Regions from separate parts of the Homo sapiens genome. Here region 1 is linked to region 2. A link is a loop called in an ENCODE intact Hi-C map of the cell type or tissue named here. Cell type or tissue: heart left ventricle. All regions are shown on one strand. Links, peaks and the distances in the headings refer to the core of each region. The heading gives the core; the rest is flanking DNA.

Region 1 (5,895 bases), core at 464-5,463, 430 kb after region 2:
TCGTGGTTAGAGGATGAGCATTCTACACTGAAGCAACAGCTCATGCACAGTCCCTGCAGTGTGGATGAGCTTAGCACGATGAAGGAACTGAAAAACAGCCTTCCTCATTAGGGTCTAGCCTATGAAACAAGCAGAGAAAAGTCACGCAGAGTGTCACAGGCCATCGATGGAAGGACAGCAAAGTATTTTTTAAATAGAGAACACAATAAGAAAGAAGAATATTAAGCATTAAGTCTTATATATGTCTCAAACCAGCTGAGTGATCAAGGTCATGTGATTCCTTCTCGCTCTAAAATTCTATTAAGTCTCTGTAGGAAGTGATGTATTGATAGGCACAGATAAGACAAATTATATTGGCTTTAACATCTTGGACTGACTACACAAAAATGCTAAAAGAAGGTGTTTGAGTAGATGAAATGCATAGCAGACATCAGCCTTTACTACAAGAATAAAGAAGATGGATTGGATTTTGGATACTCTGTGGTAATCTGGTTAGTCAAGGAGAGAGTGAAGCGATCATAGGTAATCCCCCAACTTCATACATAAAGGCTCCTACTTGAGAATGGAGGTGGTGTGGATAGAGAAAATGGGAACTGGAGATTACATAGCTACAGGCAAGCAGATCTGTGAACAACTTAGAGTTTAAAAAATCATTTTCATTCCTTTTTCCAAACCAAAATGGAGACTTCTAAAAGTTTAAACTCCAAAGAATTGTTCAAGGGCATCAATCAAAATAATCTGCAGGGGAGCTTTGAAATAAGCACCCTTTTTCAGTCCTTCCTGAAAAACTAATTTCCAATTATGAATACAATTCCAATATTTCACGTGAAATTTCCTCTTAATGAGGAAAAAGAAGAGTCTGGGGACAGATGAACTGAGTTGCCTGGTTAAGTGTTTAATTTTCCACTTAGCTTTGCAAGACAGGAGAGACAGCCTTAGTTCATACATTAATATTTATGAAAAATGGCATAATGTTTCATTTGGAGAGAAGATCTCAGAGAAATGCTATACTGGCAATGCCAGTGTAGACTTTTGGATCACTCCATACAAGGGTGAGCGTGTTCCTTAATATGGAAAGTAAATCTCCAATTAACTTGGAATTTATTTTGTGGAAAATATATTTACAGATAAATTGCTTAAATTGATAGGAAGGAAATCAGAGTAACTACATATTTTCATTAAAGTTTGCTGCTTGAAAGAAAAATCTGAAATAATTGGTGCCTTCAAGTCTTAGCTGAATTGACTTGGCTATGAGAAATACAGGCATTTAATGATAAGAAAAATCTTCCACTTTGCCATCTTCCATTTACAGGTACATCTCTTATAACATGAGATAACCTTAGTTAATTTCCCAATATTTGAAGCTAAAATTTGCCGTCTGAATAGAAAGTCCACTTTAACAGAAAATAGAAGAAAAATCGTAACTCTGGTTTAGGGATGTTTTTCTAGCCATGTACGATAAGACATACAAAAAGAAAAAGACATTTTTTAAAAATCTCTGTGGCAACTATTGTTAATACTTTCAATTTAATAAATGTCAATGATGCCTGCTTACCATAAAAAAGTGACATTTTGCCATTTTGTGAATAACTGCCTGAAACAGAAGTGGGAATCTTCAGTCACACATTTATTCAGCAAACATTTATGGGCAGTCAACTATGTGTCTGTACAAAAATAAAAATCCTTAAGAGTATACTTCACAGAACATCCCCTTACTAAAAAATTTCTCAACACTTTTTGCTTTATCCTTACAATAGTTATTGTCTCTATTCAACTGATAGGGCAGATGGGATCTAGCTAAGTGAAGTGAGTTTTTTCGAGTACTAAGATCATATCTACACCAGTAAACCACTTCAATGGCTTCAAAAGAATTGACCACTGAGCTTCAAAAATAACCTGTCAATTTTGTAAATAACAAAGTTAAAAATAAAATTCAGGTAAGTCACTGGGCTGATCTTCCTATGCACTCAACAGAAACAAAGTTCCTTTGTGTGGGTCCTCAGACCCAGTATAAAACAGAACATTCTGAGGTTTTGTCTAAATATATACGAGAAAAAAAATCCAAAAAAGATATAAATCAGTTTTCCACTAATATGCAAGAATAGCTTATAGGAGAATTATATAAGCCAACTGTGTCCTGCCAGAGATTAATGGTTAAAAGCTGTCCAAACCAAATTTGACGCTGGAGCAGTTCTTAGGATGATTCCACATGAAAACTGCCAACACTGTATTTGAAATGTATAATCTCAGCTGTTAACTAACCCAAATCTCTTAAGTTATTTTGACAAATATGTCTCAGGGATAACCTTGACACTATGTTCCTTGCCAACATTCCGTCTGAATCCAGGTGTCCCAACACCAAGCTGACCCCCTAGTGTAGCTGGCCTACAGAATTTCACCAAGCTGGGAAAATTCTGACTTCAAACTAAGGAGGGAAGTTGGGATTAGTTGCTCCCTCAGTTATTCTAGTTACATACATTCATTCTCACAGGTCCTATACACCTACTGCCTGCCTCAAAGAGGGAATTCTCACTGTTATCCATAATATGAAATACACTGCCTAGCACACAGCAGAGTCTCAAATATATTTTATTTGAGAAGGTTTGAGTTGCTTGTGTGCATTCATCCATCTAAACACTACCCCTTTGCAAAATTTACAAATCCCACCTATCTTTCAAGAGCTGGCCCTTATAGCCTTCTATTTTGGCAGAGCCCCCACTGACTAAATCAGCCTGTAAGGGTCAGTCCCATCTCTGAATTCATACCATACTTTCCCTTAACTCAATGGAATAGCATACAGATTAACACTGAATCCCATTCTAATTGATTCCATATGGTGGTCTTACCTACTCAGTTACATGCATTACTTGAGGGCATTTGGTTGATATCCCACAGTGTCTGGCACAATATTACTCTCATGGTAAAAACTGCATAAGTATTTGCTATATGAGTAAATATTTTCAGTCTCAAAATTATTACCATAACTTGATTCAACCACTAAAAAAGTCACTTTTATTTGCACCAAGTTTATTTTATAAAATCTTCCCATTCCCAAAAGGCCGCTGGGAGGGGGAGAAAAAGTGAGCTGTTCTTTAGTTATTTATCCAAAATGCAGGCTGGCAAAACAATTAGTATTTTTTCCTACTCTTGATAACAAAATGTTTAAACAGATTGTATGTAAGGAATTACCTCAGTCAATCTCATGGGAGGTGGAATGGGATGGGCAGAATTCCAAAAGTTTATTTGTAAATGAGTTGTTTTGAAAGAGGAAAACACATTCCCAGTGGCGAAAATAATGCTCTGTGTGGAGGTTAGTTTTCCAGAAGCCTGTGACAGATGAAGCAAAGGGGGATGGGAGAAAGAGAAGTTCTTCTAGTAAGGCAATAGAAGCAGATGTGGGGAGGCTGACTTTAAGACCAACACCAGGCTCTGGGAAGGGAAGGAGGAACAATTACAGTCTCTATCCACACCCTTTCCTCTAAGTGATGATCTGGGAACCAGGGACCAAGTGCTCCAGTGCTGGGAGACAGGAAACTCCAAACAGCAGTAGCGTCTATACTATAACTCTCAAGAGGAAAAGGAGAAGGAAATACCAAGTTAAAGTTGTGGGAAGGGAAGGAACCTTCTGTGGCCACCCAACTGGACAGCCTCATAAATGCATGGGTATGCTCAAATGGCAGGCATCTGAGAAATCAGTGAGTCCAGTCTTTTCCAAGCTATATCCCTTCCAATTCCAGAATCCCTCACCAAATCAACAAACTGGGGGAAGAAATATTCCATGGTCAATCAGTTTCAGAATTGCTAGACTAAATAAAATCATAGTGCATCACTGGCTATTTTAAGATAATAATGAGCATTATAAATCTTGGCAATGATGGGGGAACATACACTATGCAGCACTTCCAAAACTATTTTAACACAAAATGCTTTTTGGAAAGGAAAACTCTACACAAGTCATACGTTGCAAAATACACATCAACCCACCCTTCTCATTCCACAGATGAGGAAACTGAGGCCTAGAGAAGCAAAAAGAAAAAAAAACTTCCTAAAGATTGCAGGCTTAGTATGTGGAAGAGCAGGGATCAGAAGTCAAAATTTTCTACTCTAGGTCAGTACTATCTCTTCTATACCATCACACATCTGACCCCAGCTCTGACCACAGGTTCAATTCTGCTCGGCAGCTATGCCTTAGCCCTGCCTTCTCTCCTGACAATCCTGAGGCTCTGCTTCCACCCTCCCACTATGGCTAAGTGCCCGAGCTCATTCAAGACTGCCCTTGATTCCCGTCCCTGGTCTTTTCTGCTTCATACTAGATCCAATCTCAACTCCTAGCTCACCTGATCTCTGCAGATTACCTGCTTCCAGAATCCCCCTGACAACATGGCTGATCACCAGCCAAAACTTCACCTGTTGCCCTTAATGGACCTCCTCAATGCTTATTACCTGCTTACAACAACACTATCTCCTGGTATCACATGCTCCCTGAACAGGCCAGGCCCAGCCCTGACTATCTGACTAGAATGCCTCTTATAGCTTCTGCTGAGTCCAACCAAAGTCCCTGCCCTCCCTGTGAGTACCTGGTACTCCTGTCCCACCCCTGTTCCTTCTGCTGCCCACTGAGCTATTTGTTGCCACAGGCAACATCATGTTCCAGTGCCTGTAGGACAACCTTCTGCCACAGCAAGTATCCATGGCAACCAGATGGGGCTGGCAAATAGAAGTAAAGTCCATAGGCAATTCCCCAAAGTTAGCTTAGCCAATAGATGATTTATTAGAGCAGTAAACGTTTGGCAAAACTGAGTATACAGGGCTCCAAATCCTCTTTGTTGCACCATGGTCTGCTGTGCAATGACATGGCTTAAAGCAAGAGCCTGGAAAAAGAGAGGGAAGCCCCAAGCTTGACTGGCCTAAAATCAAAAATACTGCCCAGAGAATGAAACAAATGAAGGTAGGATGCAAATCAAGGTATCAGTTCTCCTTATTCCCACTTCAGATTCAATTACCTTTACTGAAGGCCTACAATGTGCCAGGTACTATAAGGACTATAAAAAATAGTTAATACTGCTTTATAATTATGAAGAGATATAGCACACATGAGATTTGCAGGCTAGTTGGGAAAATAAAACTGAAATGTATAAAAATATAAATATTACTTAAAGTCTTACATAAAGACTGTTAAGATAAAAATAGAAGACAGAGTTACAACAAAAAAGAACATGACTAGTCGCCAACTGGATTGTACAAAGAGTAACAGCCATGAATGTTCAGGACAATATAATTCCTCATCTATAAACATAATAAAAGACTTTCAGGATGCAAATGGCAACAAGTTCATCTAATGCATCATCTATCCTTCCATAAAATGAGCATGTTAAGACCTAACCAATGTGAGAATTAAATAAGACAATGCATATAGAAGCATTTTTAAAAGCATAAAGTGCTCTCTACAAACTTAGTTATCCTGCTTTTGTATGTCAGGATTACAGACTAACAAGTCTATCCTTGATATATAAAACTACAAATATATCAAATCAGTTTTAAGACTTATAAATAGTCAGATTTGCAAAATTAGAGATCAATTTACTTAGTACATAATAGGTGCTGAATAACTACCAAATAAACGAATGTTAAAATGAAAGTGCTGCACAGAAAGTATTTCCTTTTTGCCAAGTTAAAATCCTTAAAAATCATTTTATAAAGTAGATGTTCAAAAACCAATCATGTCTTCCTACTGGGACTGTACTGTAATTGGGTGTTTGTTTCTGACCAAGGATTTGGTATTATAGGTATCACAGATATGGTCTATAATGTCATAAAAGCAAAAATAAAATCATCATAAATCTTTATAATCATGTAAAATAGTAAAGTTATTCTTCAAAACCTGTATTATGGGCA
Region 2 (5,895 bases), core at 387-5,386:
ACCTCTGAGAGTTGACAACATTAAGACAAACCTGGAGCCAAGTGTACCTCTCTACTAGGAGGGTTCTAGTACCCACAAAGAGGCAGAGAAATAAAAGGCCTGATGCCTGGTGAAGTAGCTACAGAGCCACTGGGGAGAGCAACAGTGGGACCCAGGAAGCAGGTAAGAGACAGTGGGACCCAGCAGAGCGGGGGCAGAGCAGAGGTAGCACTTGGAAAGACACTATCAGAAACATACTAAACTTTGTGGGACTGGGGCAAGAGAAAAAATGAAATCAAGGTAACATACATCTAAATAATTAACATTTATAAGTAGAACTACTAGACTGCCAAATAAAATATGTTCTATCCTCCTGTCTTCATAAGATTCTCAGCTTGACAGCACTGGAAGTGGTTGACTCGCCTCTGGCCAATAGCCTGCAGCTCACCCACTTTTTTTTCTACCCAGGCTCTGCCCAACATTGCAGGTGGCCTCTCAGATACAATGTGAACAACCTAGCCTAAGTGCCTAAGCTCTTTTATAGACCCCACAAACAACTGCCCTGGGCTATCACTCAGGCTTATCAGTGTGTTTTCCCACAGACGGTGGGATCTTCCCTCAGAGGGACAGAATTGGGCAGGTAAGAGCCGGCAGGAAGGTGCTGCTTCTATAGCTGGCAGAATCCTGCAGGGAAGGTAAGTTATGACTGCAAACAGTCTAACCATTTGCAGGAATCTTTCGAAAACTAAAAGAAAGGTAAGAAGTCCTCAAAGCTAAACATTATGACAGGGGTTATTACACCTTTCACATTTGGTATAGATATTTTTGAGGCAACAACACACACAGAGTGCCTCTCGCCCATAAAATAACTCCAGACAAGATACTGAACATGATGAATAAGCATTTGTTAAAAAAATGCATAAATAGACAGAAAAAAAGCATGTGCTTGATCCAAAAGCCATTTAAATCAGAAGGAATTTTTAAAATAAAATCAAAATAAATGAGTGAATAAATAAATATTCAAAAGAAAGTTGAGGTATTGTCATTATCACCATTGTATTGTGAGTGACCAAATAAGCAAGATCAAGTCAAGAAACAAAATACTTATGGTGCAAGTCATGAATTCAAACATAAAATTAAAATATAAAAATCTTACTAATTGTCCATGGAATGAGAGGTAAGTTCTTTGGGCAACGGGTTTTCCAGGTGATTGTATTCTGCCAGTGCAGGCAATGCCTAAGAAACAGCACTTACAAGTGACTCTTAAGAGTTTTACAACAATGAGGCAATTCACACTAAACAGCACGAGCTTTATTTTTTTCAATTTTGGTTATTTAGTTATTATTTCATAATTATAGACTTAACTCTGCAATCCAGCAAGATGTGAAGGGGAATAAGGAAAATATGGAACCCAAAGAATTGCAGCAAAAGCACAAAGATACAGGATATTGCCAGCCTATGGGGTGGAGGGGTGCTCTCTTGAGCTACAGAAGGTATGGCCCAGTGGTTAAGATAAAACACAAGTCAACTTTATTAGAGTTTTCCACAGTCAGCAATGGTAATCTTGCTGGTCTTGTCATTCCTGAACCCAAAGCACTCCATGGCTTCCATGATATTCATGCTCTTTTACCTTGCCAAAGACCACATGATTGCTATCCAACCACTCAGTCTTGGCAATGCAGTGAAAAACTAGGCACTGTTTGTGTTGGGTCTGGTATTCTCCATGGACAAGATTCCAGGACCTGCATGCTCAGGATGAAGTTCTCACCATCAGATTTCCCGTGGTAGAGTGACTTGCTGCCAGTGTCATTAGGGTGTTTGAAATATCCACCCTGGCAGACAAATCCTATAATAATTCTGTGAAAGCAGGAACCCTTACAAGCAAAGCTTTCCTCTCCAGTGCTCAGAGCACAAAAGTTTTCTGCTTTCTTTGAAACTTTGAAAACAGCTTGAAGAGACACAGACTAAAGGTTTACCATAAGGCCACAATGTACAAGCATGGTGGGATTGACCATAGCTGATGACATGCGGCTTCGAGCAGTGGTGGCATCTGCAATGTCAAACAGCATGAACTTTGTATAAATCATGTGACTATAAATGTTTTGGTTGTCAAGTTTATTAGAGCTACTAGTTTTTCCAATCCATAGTGGAAAGGAAGTTATATGAAATGTAATCAAGCTAAGCAATCCTTTCTTGTATCACATAAAACAAGATAAAATAAAGAAAATTTTGTCTTTTTTATGTTAAAAAATAAACCCAGATTGTCTATCTCAAAAACTTGTTCTACCTTATCCTTGGAAGAATTCATGTGAAAAGACCTCTGGGAAAATTGATGACGGAAAACTTACACATTTTTAACACATTGCTCTCTTAACTAAGAGTTACTCCTTGGCAGCCTCAGAGTCTATAAGCAGATATCCTTTTCTTCTATATCAATTTGAGATATAATTTTATTGAGATTCCAACTCACTAGGATTTAAAATGAGACACTTAAGGAAACCAACAGATTCTTTCATGTCCCCAAATTACCTATCTGAAACATTATTTGCCATCAAGGACACTGACTCTGGGAAGTCATGGAGAAGGCTGGCCATTAGGTGATGTTCTCAGCAAGAAGATCACATGGGAGTAATTCCCTGACCCTCCTCTTCATGTTCAAAATAAACCAGCCATCGTTTCATCCTATGTGATCTTCCCAATATAAGCACTGCTAGAAATCCTGGCTTAACCATCCTGAATAAATTTAGCCTATGCAGCCATTCATTGTGTTAAATTCCTTTGCTTCCCTTTGCCTACCACATGTTTACCTTCACTGTGTGTTTTCTATTCAATATCAAAATGTTACTGAATTCATAACAGGTGCTGGTTGACCAAGAGCTTTTTCCATTTTTCTTCTCCCAGTGCCTCCAAAATCAAATGGTTTAAAAATATGTTGTTTCTATCAGTTACCACTAGATGGAGGTACAAATTTTGAAGTGCTACGTAAATGTTACTCATGCATTTCCTGAAAGGTAATGGTACAAAGTCACACATATTATTGTGTTCTTACAGGGCTATACATCCTACTGCCTTGTATAATGCTGAATCCACATACTATTTTAACTCATATTAAGGAAAATATACATATATATTATATATATAATATACCTGTATATGAATAATGGCAAGTCTAAAACTTGTGCATATATATATATACACATTGAAAGATTGAAAGGTCGTTAATAATGAGGTAACTGCTTCTCTGGCATGGTCATAGATAGAGAAAATTCATGGCATATTATTTTATTTGGAACACATTCAGTACTTGACAAAATAGAATAATGTTCGTTGAAATTAGACTGAAGTAAGGGATGTATCTAGGGGACAGTAGACAATAGGTTGAGAACCCCCATGTCTCCTTTCTGCTGCTGTGGGCTTCACATAGGCCTCATGTTTTCTCTGCACCACCCCCCCCAACACCAAGTCACTCCTTATAAAAATCTGCTTTCAAAATGCATCTGGCAGTCTTATTCACATTGAAATATAAATGATTAACATTGTGCTGTGTGCTACCCCATACAGGGAAATTGTTTTTAAATAGGGCCTATAATATTCTCTTGATCCCTGAAATTACTCATAAAGGAGGAACACCAGCCCATACAGAAATGCAGGAAGATTCTGATTTTCTTTTTCTTTACAGTGACATTTGGTACAATGCAGAAAGATGTCTCTAGGCGTGTGATGACTTGGAGAAGCGTAGTTAGCTGCATAATTTCTCAGCCTGGGGTGGCAGCTAGCAAGAGGGAAACTGCATTGACTGCAGCCCGTCAAGAAGAGAACCAGATGAGTCCTTGAGACCTGGGCATTCTGCTCCATGCAGGGAAAAACTAAAGCAAGGTGGGGACTGTGAACTGATAAAATGAGAAATGCAAACAAAAGGAAGACTGATATCTTTTACAGATCTGTGGGGGAATCTTAACTATCCTCCAAGTCTTCGACTATAAAGAAATCAAAATTCACATTATGAGGAATTGGAATTTTAAAAATGGGGCATTACCTAAAGGAGTCCTCAGTATTCATTCTACCTTCAAATATTTGGACTGATTAATTTGTTTTCCTTCTAATCTACGCTACCAATTTAGGAAATGTTACAAAATATCTAGAAAGAGAATTTCTAGAAGTTGCTTTCATTGCAGCAAATAAAAAATGGCAATCTTGGCAAGTTTGCCTCATAAAAATGTATAGCACTTTGATTCTGTACAGGAATGCCTTTTAATATAAATAGATGTCTGCTAATAACTCTGATTAGAAACACTTTGGAGAGAAGAAAATGGGAAGGATGGATCCCATTGACCTTTTTTCCATTTGTTGGGAAAATGCAAATGCCTATTCAGAGTTCAAGCCAGCATCAGTCTTTAATTGCCATGCAATTGTTCTTTAATATGGTTTATTATTGCTTTATAAACTATTGACAGTTTATTCGACAATAGGTTTTTGCCTTCTCTCTTATAGCAAATGTCTCATAAAACAAACAAGCATCTTTGAGACAAATAAGTTAATTACCTTTAACCTGAGACATTTACGTCCATGTGAGCATTAGTGTAATTGGTCAAATGAAAAGATGTGGGTTTATGGAAGCACTGAAAATAGCATGTTGATATATATAGTTTATATATATTCATAAGTTTTCCCAGGGGAAAAAAGCCAACTTAGTGAACTTTTCTACGACACCTGTATTTTATTCATTCACTTATTAAACAAAATTTGAGTAAGCATCTGCAAAAGGAAGGTTTTGTCAGAGTCCTCCCAGAGATTAGAGTCAAGCGTGGTAGATAACCCAAGGATAATGTATAAAAATTTACTTATAATATGGATGAGTACAATAAAGGAAACAGCATATTATGAGAAATTATAATAGGAAACTGGTTTAGTTGGGAGGAGCCACTCAAGGCATCTATGAGAAAGTGGCTTTTGAAGTAAAAATTCTAAAATGACCAGGAATTAGCTAGACAAACAAATCATGGGAACAGAGTCTTGAGCAGAAAGAATAGAACGTCAGAGGGTTCCAAGACAATAACGAGCTTGTCATACTGATAAAATAAAACTTTGCTCACTGAGAAAATGATGCCTCCTCTCCTTTTGGACTCTGACATGTAACATTGGGTTCCTGTTTCAGTAGGGTCCAAACAGAAAACTGATGTCATAAGGATGGTTTCAAATTTATAAACAAGTCAGCAGATTCTAGGAAAACACACACACACACACACAAATGTAGTTAACCTGGGGTTAGCAACCACAGAGCTATTACTATCTTTAGACCAAAGAGAACAATGGAAAAGTGTATAATACAACCTGACAGTGGAGCATCATGTAGAAAAGGCCACCTTGAGTAGAGCAATAACTTTCAGTCTACTGACATAGAGCTAGCTTCACAGTTAGAGAGTCCCACTCTCCTCCCTACCTCTCATTTTCTGCTGAGGCACTTCACTGAAAACCCCACCAGAAGCCAGAGGGAAGAGCCTCTCATAGTAGTCAATACAGCTCAGCCTCCCCAGGTGGCTAACGGAAAAGGTAGAAAGGGATACAGTTGAATCTGGAGGAGCAAATATAAATGCCTGGCACAGTTTGCCATTTCCACAATGAAGAAGGGGTGCCAGGAAGGCGGGTGGCCTTAAGATCAACCATATGCTCATGAAGCAGAAGAAAACTAGCAGCTTTCCATCTTAGCTTCCATTATTTTAACGAGTTTCCTCATCTCTATTATTTCTTTGCCCCCTTGGGTGATTCTACTTCTTATTAGCAAGATTGCTTTCATATTAGCTTCCAATCACACCACATGAGGATACAGAGACCTGATATAACTCTACTTCTCTGCAGGAGTCTCTACACCCTGTTTGCATACTCCTCCAAATTTATGCCTCTAGTATGGTTGCGAAT

Evidence for each region. A loop is a pair of places that touch in the nucleus more often than their neighbours do. Peaks named below come from ENCODE experiments on the same cell type or tissue, not always from the same donor. Only the 100,000 strongest peaks of a DNase experiment are listed, where the experiment ranks them.
Region 1: a loop joins it to region 2, with 2.8 times the contacts of the local background. A loop is called at or near these places in 1 of 110 quality-filtered maps.

What each region holds. Positions count from the first base shown.
Region 1 is chr2:56,312,502-56,318,396 of GRCh38, reverse strand. All of the region lies in intron 2 of CCDC85A (coiled-coil domain containing 85A), which reads right to left. Among named protein-coding and RNA genes, the nearest start is that of CCDC85A, 130 kb to the right of the region's middle. In heart left ventricle, for the core only: no CTCF peak of the experiment used is centred there; no DNase peak of the experiment used is centred there; H3K27ac peaks cover 3,215 bases.
Region 2 is chr2:56,746,399-56,752,293 of GRCh38, reverse strand. It overlaps the pseudogene PPIAP63. Among named protein-coding and RNA genes, the nearest start is that of CCDC85A, 570 kb to the right of the region's middle. In heart left ventricle, for the core only: a CTCF peak has its summit at 2,941 (motif pointing right); no DNase peak of the experiment used is centred there.